Linked DNA regions of Mus musculus: regions 2 and 3 are each linked to region 1. A link is a loop called in an ENCODE intact Hi-C map of the cell type or tissue named here. Cell type or tissue: heart. All regions are shown on one strand. Links, peaks and the distances in the headings refer to the core of each region. The heading gives the core; the rest is flanking DNA.

Region 1 (5,177 bases), core at 1,202-3,701:
TGGTGGAAGGCTTTCTCAGCAACTCATAGAGCGCCCCCAGGCCAGAGCCGCTGCAGAGGAACAACAGGCTCTCAGGCAGAGGAAAATTCCAGTCTTCAGGCCCTGCCCCTGCACTGCGCATTGAATACAGAGGCAGCCAGTGGAGGGCACAGAAACCCATTAACATTTGGCAAAACACCGGGGTTTGTGTTCTGCGGAAATGTCAGGGATGCTGCTATATGCGTCACTTGAAAATTCAAGAGTGGAGCTCAATTTGGGGGGCTCGAGGGTGGCATTTCTGCCTGAGTCCTGGAACTTTCTGCAGAGCGGGCACAGGGGACATGTACATTGGCCAGGGGGACACGTGTATAGCCCTCACGACATCCGGAAAGGGGTCTGTCCTCCATCACTCTAGGAGTACACATCTGGCCACGGAACAAGAAAGCCCAGTGTCCCATCTGCCCCAGGAAATCACGTCCTGTGTTCCCACAGCATCATCCTTGACTTGTTTGGTTGCTATATGTTCTAAATTTAAAACGGAAAAAATTAAAAAATACCAATAACATCTGGGGCTCCAGAGTGCATGTGTGTGTGTGCCTGGGAAATGTCACAGGGATGTTTAGAGAATTCCATATCCTTGCAAGGTTATAACTCACCATTTCCTGTCCAAATCCCAGTCTAGACCCAGCTCCCCAGCTTTGTGGAAGTCCCAGAGCATAAGATGTTTATATATGTTGAAACCGCAGGCCTGGATGATAAGGCCTTGAGTATCCCTTGTGCCCAGCACGGGGTATGTTGGGGGGCATAGTTTGCAGCTTTTGAAAGACCATACAGGGTTGGAGGGATGTGATTAAGGGTGTTAGCAGTCCTTATAGAAGGCCAGGATTCATTTTCCAGCTCAAACCTACCTGTAACTTCAGCTCCAGACCCCCTCTTCTGGACTCTGTGGTCACTGCATGCATATTCCGTAGATGTATGCAGACAGTACGTAAACACACACAAAGGCATACATGCATGCACATACACGTTCAGGGACACACGCACACACGTGTTTTTATTTAAAAAATCATTTGAGGGTCTTGGGATGTAGCTTAGTTGACTGTGTAATACCTGTGAGGCCCTAGGTTCAATTCCCAGCCTTCCAAAAACTGGGTGTGGATGTCAGCTGGAATTCGAAGTTCAAGGACATCCTCAGTTACACGGTGAGCTCTAGGTCATCTTGGGCTACATGAGACCCTGGTGGGTTTTTTGTTTGCTTGTTTGTTTTTAAAAAAAGACTTGATCTTGTCTTGTATACTGTAAGTACAAGCCAAGGGACTGCCCGGGATGTGGCCCTAAGGGTTGGAAATATTTACTTGATCCCCAAGTTATAACTGTCAAGAGACACCCTGTGTATGTTTGTCCATGTAGATTTAGGCATAAAGAATGATGTTAAAGAGGCTGAGGCCCTGGGTCCATCCACACTGTATTGGGGATCAAGTTTGATTCCCAGAAACCAAGCAAAAAGCCAGATTGGTGGAGACTGAATCCCTCGGGGTCTGTTGGCCAGCCATTCCAGCCTATTGGAGACTGGACCCCTGGGGGTCTGTGGGCCAGCCATTCCAGCCTACTTGTAGTAGGCTAGTGAGAGCTCCTGCTTCAAGTAACAAGGAGGATGGAGCCTGAGGAGAGGCACTGCTGTGGACATTTGCCCTCCACAGATGTGTGTGTGTGTGTCTGTGTGTACACATGCATACATATACACCTTACACATGTTTGCACACAGAAGGACACACTTGCACATATGAATACACATGCACACACACATATGTGCACACATGCATGTACACTTATACATGCATAGGAGTGCACACAAGCACAAATATACACACAATGCACACAGACACATACCCACACATGCACATGAGCACACACAAATGCATATGCTCACATACACACAAAATAGTCACACAATATACTCATACAATGCACGCACACCCACACACATTCTTGCACACACACACACAAAGAAGAAGAAAGGAAAAAGACCTGTCCCATCATAGCTCTTCAAAGCTGGGGAATTTTGACAATGAGCCCTTCCAAGGTATTTTTGAATGCCGTATACAGTGAATGCACTCAGAGCATTGAGGTAGGGGGCATAAGCATTATGCCACAGCAGGTCAGTCAGGTTTCCTTAGACATGCCTGTGGGGCCGAGCACCATCATGCAGTGTGGACTGAAGGGTGAGCAGACATGTGCCCAGACTCCCCAGACAACTCCACTGAGATGCCTAAGACAGGTGCAGTGACAGGGACCAGACCCCAAAGCTTCCAGAACTTTTAAAAGCCCCCAACTCCTGGATTCTGAAAGGAGCCCCTCCCAGACCAGCTCAGAGCTAGCTTCTGCTAGGCAGTGCTATTGGGAACTGCGACTGCAGGCTGGAGATGGAGCTACCACCAGGTGTCGCCTGGAGACCACAGATGGATTCCAAGCCAGAGACTGGAGGCCAGCCAAATCCCCCTTTCTCCCTGCATTAGAACCTTGTGCCTCAGGTTTCCCCACCCCATTATTACCTACTGTTTTCATCTTTGCGTAGGTGAAAAATAGTTTTTAAAACATGTAAATTTGTATTTTCTTAAGATAGTGTCTCATGTAGCCCAGGGTACTTGACTCCTTCTGGACTCATGTCTTCCAGTTTAATGGCCTTCCAGGGGCTTAGGAATCATGGTCTCAGGGTTAAGGGTAAGAGGTAGCTAGCTTTAAAAGAGAAAAAAAAATGTAAGGGTCTCACTATTATGTTGCTCTGGCTGCCCTGGAATTCAATATGTAGCCGAGGCTGGCTTTGAACTCATAGAGATCTACCTGCTTCTTCCTCCCAATTGCTGGGTTGAAAGGTGTGCGCCACCATGCCTGGCTTGTAAATCCACATTTTGACCTCCAAACAGAGGGGTGCCTAAGACCTTTCAACTGTAACGGGCATTGTAATGCAACAAGAGAGGGGAAGGCACCTCCAGGGCCAAGCCTTGCTCCTCAGCTGAGTGCAAACCATGCGTGTACACGGAAGGGCTGGCTGTGATCTAAGACACGCACGCGCAGAACCACATGCAAAGATTTCAGAACAGCATCCAGCTCGGCACCATGAAGTTCTGGCTGGGGTTCTGAGATGGCCCGTAGAGTGTGTTCCCACCTGCAGGCAGAGTCCTTCTTGGAAAAGAACCGAAAAGAAGGTCCACCTGGAGGCCAAGAGCGTCAGCTGCCAGCAGGTTAGACAAGTGCCCTGTGTGGCGGTGGGGTCAAGGAGGTATCTGATTCTCTGCTTGCCATCCAGCAACGAGAGAGGCGTGTTTTACCTCAGTGTTCCTGCGCTGGGGCCCACTGGGGCTCCGTCACCACCTTCCTTACCTCACAGCCATCTCTTCCAGGGACAAAGCCAGCCAGATGGCTTCTTTAGATCATCCTGGCCCTCGCCAGACCCCTGCTCCACCCTTCATATAGCCTTCTCTGTGTGTGCTCATGCTTGAGTGTGCACGTGCAGGTGTGTGTGGTGGCCATGCTGGACATGAGTTATCTTTTTCTCGCCTTTGGGCTGCTGAGGTGGCTCAGCAGATAAAGGAGCTTGCTGCCAAGCATGATGACCTGAGTTTGATCCCTGGGACGCACGCGACGCATAGGGAAAATTGACTTCCTCAACTTGTCCTCTGACCAGCTCCATCTGTGTGCACCCGCACCTGCCCCCTATACGCATAATGTAACACAACATTGTTAAGAGAATCTCTAAGCGAAGGAAGCCTAAGCTTGCTGATTCAGCTACACTGGCTGGCCAGCAAGGGCTCCTCCTGTCTCTATCGCTCCAGAGCAGGGTTTACAGGAGTGTCCCACATACCACTTACATGGGCACATGGATCTGAACCCTGACCCAGATGGGAAGTCACCATGATTCACTCCCATCCTCCGTAGGCTTGGGGAGGATATATGTGAGCCAGAGGAGAGACGAGCCGATGCAAGGCACCAAAGTGTGGTATCAAGGAGGGTTCAGGTCAAAGGACAGATGGCAGCAGGTATTGGCAGGCAGGTGGGGGAGTCTGGCCAGGCTCTGCTGGAATGAGCCATGAGATTCTTTGGAAAAGAGCTTGGGACATCTTCGGATGTCGGACACAGAAATACTGTGAGACCCTTCAAGCCCACTCCATGGTACATACCAGAGAGAACTTGAGCTATAATTCCACACAGAAAGGCACATACGGTCATGTTTGTAGCACCTTTGCCTACATGATCAGAAAATCTAGCCACCCAATTTGAGGTGTTCATACAGGGGAATATTAGTTACCCACAGAAAGCAAAAAAAAAATTTTTTTTTAATTAAACCTAAGTGAATGGGTCAAACCCAGTTACGAGCTACAAATAAAACCCACAGCAACAGGAACTTAATACCGGTGGCCAGTGGGGAGGCCTGCCAGGAAAGGCAGGGTAGGAAGTGAGTTCAAGTAGCCCGTGGGCAGGGTGCACATGTTGGGGTGTCTAATGGAAGTGATTGTTGCACAACAGTCTAGAAACTTCTAGATTGTGCACTTTAGATGAGCAACTGTTGGCCCGTGATTTCTGTCAATGGACCCAGAGTTCTGTTTAGCTTGTGCGTATTCCTGTGTGCACTCTCAGATGTGTGTATGGGTGTGGAAGGTAGTGGTTAACATCCAACACTCATGCTGGCTTGAGTCATGTGAACACAGGGCAGAGGGACAAGGACAGTGGAGGGAATCCAGTGTCTGACTCTAGTGGACTTGTGCCTAGGGCACTTAGGTAGTCTGTCTCTGGGGGGTGGGGGGGTGGTCTTAGCATGCTTGGCTGTCACATGGCTCACAGCTATGGGTGCTCACCTTGGGATCCTGAGACCACTCCAGTGTCTGAGTTTCCATTCAGAGTGAGGTGTAGCCTGGCCTCCTCTTCCTAGGCTAGCTCCAGAACACACTTGCTGCTACTTCTGCAGTTCCCTCCAGTCTCCACTCCCACCTCACCCCACCCCCACCACCCTGCCTTGTTCACCGGACTTGTCCCAAAGGCATTAAGTCCTGAAGATGCTCCCAGCCCTTCTCTTCCAGATGTTTCCAAGCCCACGAGGGGAGGAAGTGAAGAACACAGAGACGCCAGATAATTTAATATCTTCCTAACCCCCGCCGTCATAGTCGGGAGTGATTTATCTTGAGAAAGGTTCTGGATGGTGT
Region 2 (5,177 bases), core at 1,764-4,263, 380 kb after region 1:
CCAGGCTATTGCCAAAGCTATTGGTCACCTCCCACAATATGAAGGCAAGGTCCTATGGCTGTAATTCACCGAACACAGAGAAGTCAAGCTGGTGTCTAACCAAAGCCTTCAGTACTACTGACGAGTGTCCATGGTTACTGGAAGGTACCCTGCCCGCTACCAGAGGAGGATGTAAATACTAAGCCCTGTACAAAACCATTGATCTACAGTGTTGACCTGCCAACATGGCCCGTTGGCACAATAGTGGCAAAGAGGTTGTGGAAGTAACCAGCCGCTGTCTGAGTGGATTTAAGGACCACTCTATGAGATGAGACCCACGCCTGACACTGCTTTCGGGGTCGAGAAATCTGGGACTAGAGAGGCCATGGGCCTATGGGAAGAAGAAATACTATTGTTCCGCTAAAGGAACATGGCGATAAAATGACTCCTAATGACAATCTGCTATATTCATAGATCAGCCATCATCAGAGAAACTTCCTTTTGCAGTAGATGGGAATAGAGTCTACTGGGGATGAAGTGCAGAGAGTGAACGCTCTGGAAGACTTAGTCCTAAATGGAGTGTCCCCATCATTTCCCTCCCTTCAGGGTTCGGGGATTCTGGGGAAGAGGAGGCAGACTATAAGACTATAAGAGCCACAGGGGAGGGAGGACACCAAGGAATCCATGTCTCCAGGCACCACAGGACTGCTCATGCACATGTGAACTCACAAAGACCATGGCATTGCACACAGGACCTGCACGGGTGCAAACCAGATGGGGTTCCAGTGCTGAGAAGGGGCAATGGACACCATCTGCCATCCCTAACCAAGAAGCTATCTCCAACTGACATCCTGTCACAAGGGAAAAATGACTTTCTCCAAGGGAGTCTCACTAGATATACAAACCACACTGAAGGGCACGCCCCATGCCCAGGGGTAGATGGCCAGCACAAATTTGAAGGTATTTTTGGAAAATATCTTTATTATTATTATTATTATTATCTTGTGTTGTTTTATTTGGACTCAAAAAAAAAAACCTTACTAGAGTTTTGCTTCTATATTATGGTTTCCAATTTTGTGTTTTTATTGGAATGTGTGTGCTCACACGTGTGTGCATGCATCTGTCTGTGCACGCGTTCATGTGCACGTATGGGTGTGTATGTGCATGTATGTGTGCATTCATGGGTGCGTGTGTGTGTGTGTGTGTGTGTGTGTGTGTGTGTGTGTGTGTGTATGCGTCCGTGATGTGCGTTTCTCATGGTCTTTTGTTTTATTTGTTTTTTTGTTTGTCTTTTTTATTTGCCTGTCTGTTTTCTTAAGATAGAGAAAAAAGAGGCATGGAGTGAGTGTGTTGCAGGGGGCAGACAAGAGAGGGGAAACAGATCAGAATATAGTATATTAAAATAACTATCTTAAATACAAAGAAAAAAGAACAGTGAACTGCTGAGAGGTGGGGTCAGATTTTCCTCTCCCCCTTGGCCACCCTCTACCCAGATCTGAGCCCTCCCCCCACCCAGTCCTGAACCTTACCCCTTGGCCATCCCCCTACCCAGGCCTGAGCCCTCCCCCTGGCCATCCCACCACCAGACCATCTTGAGGAGAGTGGAGGGCTCCAATGTCCAGTAGAGGAGGGAGGGAACCCGTGTCTTGCACTCCCTGAAAACAATTTTCCTCCCATGAGAGGCTGGGATACGAGGCTCCCTGGACACCCACTTGTGGCCCACAGCCCAGTGCAGCCTCCATGCCCAGGGAGGTAAAGTGAGGCTCAGAGTCTAGACAGTTGCTGAAGGGACAGGGGCAGGCCTCAACCTCAGGTTATGGCCCCTAAACCTAATTTCCACCCCCAACCCTCTTCCGTGGTCACCTTCCTCCCCAGAGTGTCTTGGTGGCCCGCTTGCTGTCCCCCAGTCCTTTGGCCTGGGACACTATCACTAGAGGAAAGTTCAGGGAACAGGAGTGTCAGAGGGAGGAGTCACAGGCCTAGACAGGAGTGTCAGAGGGAGGAGTCACAGGCCTGGCTACTCCTACCTCCAGCTTCAATGCCCCCGCCCCCAGCAGCTAAATCCGAGGGTGTGGCTGGCCTAGGAGTCAGGAGGGAGGTTCTGGAGAGAAGGTTTACACACCAGCCACCTCAGTAGCCTTCTTAACAGCTCTGACCCTCCTAAAACAAATTCGAGGATAACCCCCTGCCTCAGAGCCCTTAACTGTTAACACTCCTGAAAAAACTGTGTTTCTACAGCGAAGGTAACACAGCCGTGGCCTCTGGGAAGCCAGCCCCGCGGAAGGACATCCCCAGCCTTCATCTCAGAGTGTCCCTCAGCCACCGGGCAGACCTTGCCGAGTTCCCTAGTCCAGATCACCAACAGTGCCAGACAGGAAGTGATCTGTGGTTGTCTGTCTGTTGCTCTGTCAACCTTCCTAATACCATGAAAAAGAAAGAATGAGGTTAGATTGATGCTGGAGCCCAGGCTGTGCAGTCAGATGGGACTTGAGTGGGACCCTGTCCACCTGCTCTGGTCTTTTGGTAAAGTGGGACAAAGGTGAGGGCAATGCCTTCCTCACAGAGTTCACTCAAGGGCGAGTGAGGACAGACACTCGGTCATTCCAGAGCCAGGGCAGGGACAGGGCAGGGGGGAACAAGACACAGGCGGGGCTGTATGGTAGGAAGGGTTGCTATATCCTTCCCCCAGCCCCAGCCCCAAAGCTGAGATGTCTCAGCTGCTCTCCCGCACCTGAACACACCAAGGGCACCGAGGGACCCTAATTATCCTGCTACACAATCGGTTTCCAGTGCCACTCCTCTGGCCACTCTTGATGGCTTCAGGCGCTGGGCAGGGAAGTGGCCACCTCGCTGGTGTCCTGGCTCTTGCAGATTCACAGCCTTGGGCCGAGCGCCCTCTGCTGGTCACGTACTGTCTGGCCAGAGCACCACACAGTCAGCTTGGCCAGGGAACTTGAGGGTCTCGGGTGGGCCGGGCGGAGGACTCCCGGGGCTGTGCCCGCGTGGCTAAGTTTCTGGAGTTTTACATCACAACCCCTAAACTGTAAACACACTTCAAGCTAGGTTCCTCCTTACACAGGCTCTCTCCAACCGACGCCAACGCTCAACGTTCAAGGACCTGCACCCTTATCAGGGACAACCCCGCAACGTGCTTTGTCTGTGAAGAGCTCCCACCCACCCAAGACCTGCTTGCTCCCTCCTGGAGCCCACAGCTTATCCCGCAGTTGCTGACACCATCCGACTCCTACAGGCACCAGTGCACCCTCCGTGCCTATGTGTGAAGAGCTGTCTATCTCAAGAGCACAGGGATGTTGAACTACTGGCCAGAGGTAACACAGCCTGCAAAGAGCAAGGATTCATGACCCCTGTGGGTAGGAGAAAGCCCCTTGTACTGTGGAAATACCTCCGGGATGCGGGGGAGGGACAAAGATGAAGTTTGGACCCCAACCGAGAGTGGTGATTTGCCTGTGGGGTCCCAGGGCACACATCCAGCCCACAATCCTTCAAGCTATCCGAAAATATGCATGAGTAATATTCCAGGTACACGGAGGACAGATATCGGGACACCTCAGCTTCAGAGGTTAGGCCTTCCTATCTCCTAGTCTCTGTGCCTCAGTCTTCAAATCTGTTAAATGGGGCCATCACCTTCCTCCCTCTGGGGGTTGTTTTTAGGACCAGGTGAGAAAATGTCTAGCCAGGTGACTGGCCATATTCATCCTTCGAATGATCTGCTGTCACCACTCATATCACTAAACTTTACCTAGGACTAGCAGGGAGCCTCCTTCCTCCTCTGCCGTCCCTCTTTACCGTCTCACACCTGGTGTGAGTGGGACGGTCCCTCCAGCAGGACTCAGGAGGCCCTGGTGAGTGCTTGATGTCCTCCAGTCAGTTTGTGCTCTGAGCTGTGACACCCTGAACTACTCCAGTACAACATGTCACACACCACATGTCACACACCAGACCTAGCCACGTCCAGCCATGAGTCACATGGCCAGAGAGAGCCCCGCCCCTCAACCAGAGCTTTCCCAAGTGGGAAGTGACTGACAAGGTCCTTGGACACTCAGCAAACGTGCAACTCAATTTGTTGTTCCCCTCCCCAGGCCTCAGTTTCCCCATCTGGAAAATGGAAAGCATAAATGAACCCCGGGGGTCCTCGGAAGTGGCTGTAAGCAGTTGAGATGCCGTGGTCCCCGTATCAGCAGCTCCTTTACAGTTAGTCTCATTGGATGGGTAGGTCCATCCAATGAGACAATCACTTCCTGTCCCATATCGCCTCGTCCACAAGTGACAAGAGCAGACAGGTGACTGTGAAGTTGCTCCAGTCTCCCAGACAACAACGGGGATGTGGTCTCTGTGCTCTGAAGTCCTCTGAGTGGGAGAACAGGACAGGTGGCCAGGGAGCCTCCACTGAGAAGCACAGCCCATTGGAAGCACAGCAGACGCCACCCTGGGGCTGAGGTGCCCCATGGGTGGATCTGCTCTGTCCTGGCTACTACGTGCCTACCTCCAGCAGGCAGGACCACGAGTTAGGGAGCCCCTGGGGCAAGCTAAGGACAGTGACTGTCCTGAGTTGCCACCTTTGTGGACAGAAGCAGCCCGGTAGTGTGATATCTGTCCCCTGTCCCACTCCCTGTCCTCTTGGTGAGGTCTGTGGTCATCCAGTCTTCCTCAGTGGAGGGAGAACAAGGGGAGAAGATGTCGGGAAGCTCACCTGGCTCCTGGTCACGCCCTGTCTGGTGGCATCTCGAAAGCACTCTCAGCCCACCAGGAGAAATCTCGGCTGACAGAGAGGGAGAAACCCCATCTTGAAGTGCGTGGGAGCCCAGCAGTTTCCTGACTCTGTGGGCTGCGAATCACTTTTTACATTAGAAAGTATCTGGGTGTGTGGAGAAAAGTCTGGAAGGAAATCGGAGAGTGTGGGAAGAAAGGCTGGTACTGGGCATGAAACTCCAGCCCCTGGGTTTCTTAGGGTCCCTTGGCTTTCAGTGTCATCTGAGGATCACCTGTGCTAACTGGGAAGTGTGCGTGAATGTCTTTTGCGCCCTCCTGGGACACTGACACACCTGGACAGAGGTCTGGTCCGGAGCGTCCATGGCTGAGATTTCGGCCACCAGGTGGCACCCTTGATCTATTTTTAAACAGATGATTCAAAATTCGGACTTGGCTAACAGGTGGGCAAAGGGCCGGACTAGCCCAGG
Region 3 (5,177 bases), core at 1,764-4,263, 1.3 Mb before region 1:
AGTTCACTGTTTCATTTGATCTAGTGATAAACCCAGGTCACAGCTCAGCAAGACTAACTATGTAGGCTTCTTCCCAGGCATACAGGGCTCTTCACAATGTGACCCAGTGCCCTCGCTCACTGACTGCTGGGGCCTGCCCTTTCCTGGAGTGCATAACCAGGCTCACTCACCCCAGTGGCTCTCAGAGAAGGCCCCGACGACTTCCTGTGCTACACTCTGGCACTCAGCATGGCATAGTCAGTCCTGGTGACAGACAGTGGCAGCTTGGCAGCTTCTTACAGAACACCGAACAGGTAACAGAGAGCCTGGGACAGAAGTAAGGCTGTATCCCCAGCCCTACGACATGCCTCTTCCAGTCAGCCATGCTTCCTGACTGGAAAGGTTCCACAGCCTCTCCAAAGAGCACCACCAGCTGGAAACCAAGAGTTCAAACACATAGGCCACAGGCTTGTGAAGGCATTCTGTGTACTCACCTGGTAGTCATCTCAGGGTGTCAGCTTGAGCCCCGTCCCCACCCCCAGTACCTGGATGAAAAGAGAAGACAGAATCTCCAGTCATTGCCATTCAGCGTCTGAGCCTATAGGGTGGCCACAACAACCCTATCCAGAAGGGCCACTTGTGTACTACTGCTGGGGACTTCAAAAGTCACGATAAACACCTCTAAAGGTTAGCATGATTTCCACCCTTCCTGCCTCAACACTAGAGTCTCCACAACTGGAGCCTTCACCCTTTATTATCCTCATCTCCCCTTCTAAGGTGGTCATGAGGCTCCTCTGTACCTGTACAATAGCCACGTCCTGTTCTAAGGTGGGTTTGAATACTCAACTTAAGCACTTGCTTTAGGTCTGGGGAGATAGGTCATGGCTCAGTCAATAAAGTTTCTGCCACATGAGCATGAAGATCCTGCACTCACATAAGAAAAGGTAGCTACAGTGATGTGCACCTGGGATCCCAGTGAGGAGGTGGGCATAGGAGCGCCCCTGGGGCTTGATGGCCAGCCAGCCAAGCTGAGCTCCAGGATCAGTGAGAGAATGTCTAAAAAATAAGGTGAACAATGAAGAAAGACACCTGAGATATTGACTTCTGATCTCCAAAGGCTCTGTTGTGCACATACCGCCCCCCCCCATTCCTATCCCCCTGCCCGTCCCCATCCTTCCTTTCTGGTGATCCATTGATAGGACTTTTCAAAACAATACTAACATTTATGTGTAGCCTTTATTTAAAAAGGCTTTATTCTACAAATCATAAACTCTGAGAATAAGGAATTAATCATGCGTTGGAAAAGTCAGGATGGACTCGGGGTGGGTGGAGTCCAAGCCCAAATCTTAAAGCTGTGAACTCTATGACAAGGCCTTGACAGGTGTGACAAGGTCTAAGACTTATTATTAGAGCGGCAGCAATTGCAGGACTCTGATTTATACAGGCTGCACCCACCAGTGCCTTTGAAAATGGAGGGTGGTGCCCTGGGCCTAGGGTGCAAGCTAGGAAAGGCTGGGGAAAAAAAAAAAGCAAAGGCAAACATTTTTTCCTGAGGCCTCCAGGGGGCGCTCTCTTGTAGACAGTTGGCTCCTAGGAACTGCGACCTCTGCAAAGGGGATGGCGTTGGCAGTAAAATAACAAATTTGTGATGGTTCAAGCCCTTCCATCTCTAGTTCTCCAAACTGTGCCACGAAGAGACCAATACCTGTGTCTATTTGCGAGAATTCGTTGGTATACACTCCCAGTCTCTGGGTCTGGTTTTTTTGGTCCATGCCCAACACCACTGGCTGTTCAAGGGTTTTTAGTGGGGCTCTGTGAATACAGCGGGGTGTTCAGGGCATCTTGGACCCATAGTGAGCAGAAGTCAGGCTTGTGGCGACCCTCAGAAGTATCTTTAGCTTCTGCTCCATGTTTCCCAGAGGTACCTACTGCCATGTAAATGCTGTAGTCCAGAACAAAACATTAATAACTCTGAATTAATAAACAGTTCTTTCTGTGTTACTTAACTGTGGAACACATGCCCAGAGAAGCACCCAGAAACACTGTCTCCCTATAGGAGGTGAGAGTGGGTGCTTTTCTTAAGGGAGGACTGGTTTCAGGAGTGGGCTCCCTGGCTGCCTCAGGGCTGCGGGTGATGGAGGGTGAAGTCTCCCCCCACCCCGCCTCCCCCTCGCCCCTCCAGCCAGGGTCCCTTCCTCCCATATTAAATGGAAACATGTGTCAGAGGCAGAACGCACATAGGGGCTGCTGAAACCCGAGCCCTTTGAGTAAGGCTCAGCAAGGCAGGTCTGGGGGTGAGAGCTCTTGTGAGCCTTTGAAAGTTCCCAGGCAGAGGCTGCAGAAAGGGTTCAGGGTGGTTGATTAGCTGGAAGGAAAACAGAGGTGAGGAGAGACAGCTTTGGTAAACAATGCATCTCCCCCTGGCCCCCTTACCCTCAAATCCTGGACTAATTTTCAGGAAACCTACCTCCCTAATTACCTAATTGTTGCTAAGTGACATTTGGAGAGCTCAAAGAAGCCAGGCCAGGGGTGCAGGGGGCCCCCACCCCCAAGGGAGGCCCCAGGGCGGTGGGAGGAAAAACTATAGCTCAGCTCAGGCGCCAGCTCCTGGCCCTGCAAAGCTTTCCCACTCGATGGGGGTCAGCTGGGTCTCTCGGGAATTCAGAGGGGAGCAGATGCCAAGCGCTGGAAACCAGGAGATGAGAAAACTGCAGGCTGGGAGCGATTGCCTTGGAAACCGGGACTGGAAGGTTCTGGAACATTCGAATCCTTTCAGCGCAGCATCTCTAGATGGCACTAGAGCGCTTTCACAAGCTGCCTGCTGCAGACACTTTAATGGAAAAGGCTAGATTCTTTATTTTTTACTGCGCAACAAACTGCCCTTTTTTTTTTTTTCAATGTTCTGGGCTTGTTTTTCACAGTGATGAAAAAAAATAAAAGACCGGATGAGGCCTATTACCTTGCCTGAGTGGAGATCACAGTTCTCTCTCTGCTTAGACATGGGGGGAAGAGGGGGGCGCTCTGTTTACCCTTCCGAGACAGAAAAAGCCCCCAGAAAAACAAAAAACCCAGATTTTTTTTATCTGCCTCTCCAGCCATGAGCCCTGCTTTACAAATGAAGTGCTGTAGCCCCCTTACATGGGATTCATGGATGAAGAACTCCAAGTTGGGGTTGGGGGGCAGGTGTCACACCACAGCATCTAGCCACCGAGGCCATTTTGTTCTCCTTCCAGGCTGATAATAAACCAGTACAACAGGCCAGCTGTTGGGAAGGCTTCCTGCAGGATAGTCAACAGACAATGTTCACATCAGAGAGGCTCTCTCCTGACAGAAGCCCAGTGTGACCTTGGTAGTCTTTGACTCTGCATTTGAGCAACAGGCTGAGGTACTGCGGAGGTGCCCTCCTGAGTTCTGGGGTTTCTCCTGTGCATCTTGAAGGTGACCCTTGACATGGCAGCAACAGATGAGGCAGCATCTGGAGTCAGTCTGCCAAGTCTCATCGGGAGAGGAACAAAGAAGAAACTGGCTCCATCAGAACGTCTAGGAGCTGACGATGTTGGGTTATTAAATGTTAAATAAATATATATATATATGGAAATTCAGATGTTGATCTTTTGTGCCCCACAAAGGTGACGTTTGTCAGGCTAAAAGCCTTTCATGAGTTTGCCACAAATTCCCTTGACATCAATGCCAAAGGGGGGGGGGTGTTGTCCCCTGGCCGTGGATTTTAAATGTTTGCTCAAACCATTTGCTTCAGAGAACCAAGAAAATCCAGCCTGAACTGGTTAGCTGCACGGAAAGACTTTCTTCCTCTGAGGGTCTGAGTCGGCCACTCCAGGGCTGCCTCTGGTCCTGTAGATAGCCCATGGTTGCTAAGATGAGCACACTCCAGACAGGACCCAGCAGCCCTCTGTGTCAGAGTTCAACCGGGCCTGTTTCTCTTCAGATGTGTTTCTGAGCACGTCACCATACCTCTCCCCAGTCTGTAAAATGGGCTGATGATGTTCACTGTTGCCTCAAAGACCCTTAACCTCTCTCTGCTAAGGGTGACAATTAAAAATGTCTCTGTCACCGTAGCCTGCCTGACTTACCGGAAAGTGACTCCTGGAGTACTGTGAAGGGTCCGAGTACTGGGAAGTGTTTCTGAGGAGCTAGCTTTAATGAGATGCCCTTAGGGTATGTGGGAGGGGGGGGGTAGCTCAGCTGGTAGTGTGCACTCCAAAGAGCAGGGGAATTAAACTGGATTCCCAGTGATGGTGGAATAGCCAGACACAGTGATAAATTCTTGTAATTCCAGTGCTGGGTGGTGGAGACAGGAGGATTGCTGGGGCTCACTGATGAGCTAGCCTAGGCTCACTGATGAGCTAGCCTAGGGTGAGGGTTAGGGTCAGTCCCAGTACCCGAGGGGCAGAAATCAGCAGACTGTTGTGAGTTTGATGCTACTTTGGTCCATGTTGCAAGTTTCAGATCAGCTAGGGCTACACGGTCAGGCTGTCTGGTTGTGTGTTTGTCTGCCTTCCTGCTTTTCTCTTTCTCTCTCTCTCTCTCTTTTTTTTAATCTTTTTCTCTCGCACACAGAAAACACATACAACAACAAACAACCCCCAAACCCCTACAACAACAACTAAAGCAAACAAAACAAAAAGACAGAGTCGTTGAGGAAGACACTGGACTCTACATGCATGCAAGGTCAAACCTCACACAGACACATTTAAAAAAAAAAAAAAAAAAACCAAACCAAACCAAACCAAACCAGGTGGACAGAAAGGAAAAGAAGCCCTGGGGTTGAGAGTTAAGGGGACCCAGGCCTGAGTAGAGAGGTCTTGGAGTCTGGGCTAACTGTTCCCCAGCTCCACTCTGTGAGGCCCCTGCCTTGCCTTTGTAGGATTCTGGAGGCAACCAGTCCAACTGCTCCCTGGGCCCCGTGTCTGCTCAGCGCTCAGCATACCTGATGGTGGTAGATGATGAAGGCTGATCTCTGTCTTCCAAGATCTTGTCACAGACTTGAGGCTTCATGCAACCTAACGGGGCTGTGGGTATGGTGTGTGCAGCTGCCCTGTGCTGGTTCCCAGGGAGGAAGGAGTGCTCCTCATCACACGTTGCTACTCCTCTGGGATTGCTCCTTTGCATGGGAGGGAGACGCTGTAACCTCCTTAGGACCCAGATCCCAGCCCAGACACATGGTGGCCACTTCCACA

The links. A loop is a pair of places that touch in the nucleus more often than their neighbours do. Peaks named below come from ENCODE experiments on the same cell type or tissue, not always from the same donor. Only the 100,000 strongest peaks of a DNase experiment are listed, where the experiment ranks them.
Region 2: it touches region 1 in a loop (9-fold over the local background); 33 of 42 quality-filtered maps call a loop at or near these places.
Region 3: a loop joins it to region 1, with 4 times the contacts of the local background. A loop is called at or near these places in 2 of 42 quality-filtered maps.

The regions. Positions count from the first base shown.
Region 1 is chr2:173,559,266-173,564,442 of GRCm38, reverse strand. No RefSeq gene overlaps it. Among named protein-coding and RNA genes, the nearest start is that of Ankrd60, 16 kb to the left of the region's middle. In heart, for the core only: a CTCF peak has its summit at 2,405 (motif pointing right); no DNase peak of the experiment used is centred there; H3K27me3 peaks cover 667 bases.
Region 2 is chr2:173,184,224-173,189,400 of GRCm38, reverse strand. No RefSeq gene overlaps it. Among named protein-coding and RNA genes, the nearest start is that of Zbp1, 32 kb to the left of the region's middle. In heart, for the core only: no CTCF peak of the experiment used is centred there; a DNase peak (open chromatin) is centred at 2,870; H3K27me3 peaks cover 1,331 bases.
Region 3 is chr2:174,856,192-174,861,368 of GRCm38, reverse strand. It overlaps Gm14616 (predicted gene 14616), which reads right to left. Exons shown (of 4, transcript NR_166457.1): 1 at 4,928-5,177; 2 at 474-524. Among named protein-coding and RNA genes, the nearest start is that of Gm14616, 2.9 kb to the right of the region's middle. RefSeq lists an enhancer at 789-4,820. In heart, for the core only: a CTCF peak has its summit at 2,776; a DNase peak (open chromatin) is centred at 2,668; H3K4me3 peaks cover 414 bases; H3K27ac peaks cover 1,729 bases.